Linked DNA regions of Homo sapiens: region 1 is linked to region 2. A link is a contact called in ENCODE Hi-C or POLR2A ChIA-PET data. All regions are on one chromosome and are shown on one strand. Each heading gives the region's core, a stretch centred on a gene start or an enhancer-like site at or near the end of the contact. The rest is flanking DNA. Distances are from core to core; before and after follow the strand shown.

Region 1 (2,700 bases), core at 201-2,700, 670 kb before region 2:
GCCAGAAAAGGTCTGAGGGACTTTTGCCCTGTAGGGGGGTGGGCGGGGGCTTTTTCTCATTAAAAAAAATTACATTTTGCAACTTTGTTGGTATAAATCCAGGTTGGATTCATCATAATATAGTCACTGTCTCCCTCTTCTGATTTTAAAAGAAATTAAGCCTTTTTTTCTGGGCCCCTAAAGGTATCATAGACCCTGGACACTATGCAGTTGTGCCTCTGGGAAAAGGTCGCCTCAAGGAAAAGACAACGGAATTAATATCTGAAGAATAAACAAGAGTTAATTCAGTGAATAAGGGGTGGGGTCGGTGGGGTGTGGGCACCATAAACAGCATATACAAAGGCCCTGTGGTGGAGGAAATGAGCAATTGACAAGCTTCAGATGTAGCTCAGGAAGCATGTGTGGATAAGGTGAGGACACAGAGAAAGCCGGGCCATATGCAGCCTTTCCCCAGAGCAGTGGGAAGTCACTGATACATCTCAAGGCAGGAAGTTGAATGACTTTGGAAGGCATCAATAGGAAAAGCTGGCCAGAAAACCAGAAGGCCCCCCAATTCTCCCTATTAAATCTAATCAACAGAATGAGAACCTATCTGGAACAGAACAGGCATTGATGTTACCCAGGTTAAGAAGAAGCTGAGATGTACGGGCCTGCTGGTCTGTGGTTACTGGAGAAGACAAGACAATATTTTCCCCCAAACTTTGTTATGCCTTCTTTCCTAGGTGGCGCCCTTGGGAAATAGATTCTGAGGCAGAGATTTGTGTGCAGGTTTATGGGTGTGTGTTCTTGGAAACAACATCCATAAGGACGTAAGGGCAATATTGGGCGGATACAAGGGAGATCTCAGGTTATCCCAGAGCTCCCTAGAACCAGTGAAGCAGGAGACGGGACTTAACTCCAGGGGTGGGGCTTGGACACTGGACCACATTGAGGACTAGCTAAAACAGGGATGGGGCAGTAGCACCTCTCCATAAGACACGCCCACCTGTGAGCGCTGACAGTTTACCATTGCCATGGCAACACTGGGAGTTACTGCTCCTTTCCGTGGCAAAGACCGAGGACCCAAATGCTACCACCCTTTCCTTGAAATTTCTGCATAAACTGCCCCTTAATCTACATGTAATTAAAAGTAGCTATAAATATTTTCGTTTGTTTTTTTGGAGGCTGCATTGAGCTGAGGTCACGCCATTGCACTCCAGCCTGGGCGACGAAGTGAGACTCTGTCTCAAAAAAAAAAAAAAAAAAAAGAAAGAAAGAAAAAAAAAGAAAATACAGGCATTTGTTGTGCTGTGCGTTGGGTATACAGCAAGCTTGAAACAGGCATGCAGGCACGGCTGTGGGCTCCTGGTCCTCACAGCCTGGCAGGAAAGGCAGGCCCTTGGACACTGAAGTGAGGGGAAGCAAAGTTACTGGAGATGAGAACAAGGGACCCAACTGTCATGTAAGACAGGATGTGGCATGTGTTACAGTAAAAGCAAAAGTTCACTAAAAAAGCTTCTGCACAGCAAAAGTGATAATCAACAGAGTGAACAGACAAGCTGCAGAATGGGAGAACATATTTGCAAACTGTGCATCTGACAAAGGACTGATATCCAGAATCTACAAAGAACTCGAACAACTCAACAACAACAAAGGGCAAATAACCCCATTAAAAGGTGGACAAAGGACATGAACAGACATCTTGTTAAAGGAGACACACAAATTACCAAGAAACATGTGAAAAATGCTCAACATCGCTAATCATCAGAGAAACGCAAACTGAAACCACAGTGAGATACTATCTCACTCTAGTCAGGATGACCATCATTAAACAGGCAAAAAAATCACAGATGTTGGCGAGGATGTGGAGAAAAGGGAACACTTCTACACTGCTGGTGGAAGGTAAATTAGTACAACCTCTATGGAAAACAGTAGGGAGATTTCTCAAAAGAACTAAAAATAGTCCTACTATTCGATCCAGCAACCCCAAAACTGGTGTATATACCCGAAGGAAAAGAAATCATTGTATCAAAAAGATACCTGCACCCATATCGCAGCACTATTCACAATAGCAAAGATAAAGAGGCTAAGTATCCAGAACACATGAATGGATAAATATCTCTCACACACACACACACACACACACACACACACACACACACGAAGACTACTCAGCCATGTAAAAGAATGAAATCATGTCCTTTGCAGCAACGTGAATGGAACTAGAGGCAGTTATCTTTAAGTGAAATAACAGACACAAAGTCAAATACTGCATGTTCTCACTTATAAGTGGGAGCTAAATAATATGAACACATGCACATAGAGAGTGGAATAATAGACATTGGAGACTCAGAAGGGTGGGGAGGGGGAGGGAGAGGGATGAAAAGTTACTTAATGGGTACAATGTACACTATTCGGGTGATGGCTACACTAAACCCCAGACTTCACCAGTATGCAATATATCCATATAACAAAACTGCACCTGTACTCCCGAAATCAATCAATCTATGTATTTTACCGATCATCTATCAGTCTATTTATCTTATCTTTCATCAATCTATCTTATCTATCAATCATCTATCTTATCTATCATCTATCAATCATCTATCCATCGTATCTATCTTCTATCAATCATCTTATCTATCATCTATCAATCTATCAAGTCTTATCAATCTATTATCTATCTATCTATCCACCCATCCAATCTCGCTCTCTTTCTCT
Region 2 (3,075 bases), core at 576-3,075:
TTGAAGAGACAAATCATGTTTCTATTTTGGAGGACCAAAGTGTTTCTTGGAGTCTGTGTGTTCTTTCTGCTTTACCCACTTTGAGTCCGATTCCCTTTGGTCATCTCAAAATTTCTTTAGGGTCATATATTTTCAGAAAGTCCCAAAACTTGACAGTGGTTCCATCTTTTTCCAATCCAGGTTTGGGAGGGAGAATTAATTTGTACTGAGTTCATCATTTGCTGAATGTTTAGATGTTTGCAGCAAAGTGTTCACTTCTGAGCATACATTATCTCAATATGCACAAAAAATATGAAGTAGATATTTTTCCCATTTTACGGATTAGGAAATTGAAGTGAGACAGACTGAGTCTTCCTTAAGAATATCTGATAGTAACAATGATAAAGACCACTTTATAAAGTGACTCTCTTGGAGGTAGAATTTCATCCCTGCTTTTTTGTGTGTTCTCTGTTTACCTTTGCTAAAATTAACAGGGTGGCTGAGGCTTTGAAAACTGAGATATATGCGTGCGTTCAGGAAGATCAAAGAAGTCAGCTAACACTAAGTGGGTGGAAATGCCTTTATTATGTTTCTTACAGGAAATGTAAAAACAAATTTAATAGAACTATTTTTTTTTTTTTGCAAAATCTTGTGTCATAGGATACTTATAAGAAAGGCTATGTTTAAGCTCATCCTTTTAACTTAAAGAGAATTTATACAATTTCTGTACTTCACAAAGAGCTACACTGGCTATTAAGATTTATGGCAATGTGACTTTGAAGATTTTATGAAGCAGAATTATGTTTTAAAATATAACTCAAATTATATTACAGTTTTGTAGTAGCTGTTCTTCGGCTTGAGAGGAGGAATAGGGACTAAAGGTTAAAGGTGATGGATTTATTTCAAGCGTAGATGAACTTTTTTTTTTTTTGAGACAGAGTCTTTCTCTTTCACCGAGGCTGGATTGCAGTGGCGAGATCTCGGCTCACTGCAATCTCTGCCACCTCAGTTGAAGAGATTCTTGTGCCTCAGCCTCCTGCCAGCATGCCTGGCTAATTTTTGTATTTATTTAATAGAGACAGGATTTCGCCATATTGCCCAGATTGGTCTCGAACTCCTGACCTCAAATGATCTGCCTGCCTTGGCCTCCTAAAGTACTGGGATTATAGGTGTGAGCTATCCCACCCGGCCTCCAGTGTAGACTAACTTTATATTAAAGATCTTGGCTTTGTTTTAAAGAAAACTTACTGATCTGGTTCCTGCTACATTTTAAGTCCTGTTTTTCCACCTCAGAGTGTATCGGTTATGTAGCCTCTCAAATAGTTTTCTGCCAGTTTCTTGTTTGGCTTGGCTCATGTTTCTACTTCTATAAATTTTTAAGGTGCCTTGAAGATCAACTTGGGATTTTTAGTTTTTTCTTCTTCTTTTTTTTAGAAGCAGCAGGTACTTTTTTGTATAATGAAATCAGATACAGATTCCTATTATAGAAAATAAGTAGCAGTGGAGCATCGCTAATGGAAATGAATGTTGGAATTAACAACCCTGCTGATTGGCCTCTCCCTCTCCTTATTTTACAAATAACTCCACAGGCCAAGAGAGGCTAAATGATTTAGGATTATACAGTTGTTTCACTTAGAAACACGGTAAAGATTATGTAATTCAGAAGTTCTCACCTTTTCTTCTGCCTCCATATGCTGAGGTGTTTGAAAGCTTTCCTCTCCCCTCACAAACAAAGCAAAGCAAGTAGGCCCATTGAGAGTCATCCATCTAGCCCTGCCTTCCCTGTTAGATGAAGGAACCAAGGCCCCAAGGGGGGAAGTGACCTGACCACAGCAGATCTAAGTCCCCAGCACCTGGACTGGGTAGCCGTGAGCACAGCACGGTACAGTTGCCCAGTGTTAATTTCTGATTCGGAGCTAGGAGTCAGATCTTAGTGATTCAGTGGTTATTATTGGTCTGTTTAAATCTTGAAGTTGTTGGAAAGAGCAATAGGATAGGAAACTGGGACATTAAATCACTGATTTAAAAACCTGTGGCTCCAAACTTAAAAAATTTGCTGCATAGGCCACCCCCTAGTGGCCAAATTTTACAACTACAACTTTTCAATAGGTCTACTTTTTAAGAATCAGTGCCTTAATGAACTACTGTAGTGATAATTTTTTACTACAGGTGTATTAAAGGAAACTTTTTTTTTAAAGAAGGAGTTCAGAACCGCTGTTCTAAGTATTTCTTAAAAGAAACTTTGAAGTTTCATTTTAATATCTGTCTGGAAAAAATATGGAACTGTTTCCCCAAAAGAGCAGCTGTGAGTTTCCCCAAAAGAGCAGCTGTAAGTGTAGTGGATTTGTCAAACTAGCTGAGTAATCAGCTCCAAACAATTTTTATTTTTTGTAATATTTTATACATACTTGAAAGCAGGGATAGAACTTTAGTAGTGGTAACTATCTAATTGCTTCCACTTTCTGTTTAATTCCTCTCCTTAGACTTTTCAGGGAATCAGTTGTTGGAAGAAACATACAAGTTATGTAGACTTTGTTTACTTAATTAATGTGAAGCCAGACCATAAAGCATCAAGAAGTTAGTGATAAAGACCAAGAAAAGTCCAGGCACAGTGGCTCACACCTGCCATCCCAGCGCTTGGGGAGTACGAGGCAGGCGGGCCACTTGAGCCCAGGAGTTCGAGACCAGCCTGGGCAACATGGTGAAACCCTGTTTCTACCAAAAATACAAAAATTAGCTGGGCATGGTGGCACGTGCCTATAGTCCCAGCTACTTGGGAGGCTGAGGCACAAGAATTGCTTGAACGAGGAAGGCAGAGGTTACAGTGAGTCAAGATCAGGCCACTGCACTCCAGCCTGGGTGATACAGTGATACTTTGTCTCACGAAACAAAACAAAACAAGACCCAGAAAAAGATAATTCTCTGCTGATGGCCTTCTTCTTAGTCACTTCCATTATTAATATTCTTTTGTGAACTGATGTGATCATTTAATTAGCACTATTTTTGGTGCCAAAGAGTGCGCCTGGCTATAAGCTAGGACTTTTTAGAAGCCCTTCCTATTAAACAAATTTTTTTTATTTCTTATTTTTAGCAGTT

Evidence for each region. A loop is a pair of places that touch in the nucleus more often than their neighbours do. ChIA-PET counts read pairs that join two places held with the same protein, here RNA polymerase II (POLR2A). Pooled maps may share reads with other maps.
Region 1: a loop to region 2 is called in a pooled map, with 4 times the contacts of the local background. The contact joins two enhancer-like sites. A Hi-C loop is called at or near these places in 4 of 168 maps with a recorded cell type or tissue (esophagus squamous epithelium, heart right ventricle, ovary and 1 more), 2 of 37 single-sample maps with no recorded cell type and 7 of 50 pooled maps. POLR2A ChIA-PET finds 5 or more read pairs at or near these places in 2 of 52 experiments (PC-3 and T-cell).

What each region holds. Positions count from the first base shown.
Region 1 is chr12:116,672,066-116,674,765 of GRCh38, reverse strand. The region is part of intron 1 of LINC03088 (long intergenic non-protein coding RNA 3088); the gene reads right to left. Among named protein-coding and RNA genes, the nearest start is that of LINC03088, 12 kb to the right of the region's middle. RefSeq lists an enhancer at 1,513-1,822. Within about 2 kb of position 1,450, at least 2 of the 41 ENCODE cell types and tissues checked have a DNase peak (open chromatin) inside an H3K27ac peak, as active enhancers do.
Region 2 is chr12:115,997,226-116,000,300 of GRCh38, reverse strand. MED13L (mediator complex subunit 13L) reads left to right here. Exons shown (of 31, transcript NM_015335.5): 15 at 3,071-3,075. Among named protein-coding and RNA genes, the nearest start is that of LINC02463, 110 kb to the right of the region's middle. RefSeq lists enhancers at 1,284-1,783, 1,851-1,900, 1,784-2,285. Within about 2 kb of position 1,825, at least 2 of the 41 ENCODE cell types and tissues checked have a DNase peak (open chromatin) inside an H3K27ac peak, as active enhancers do.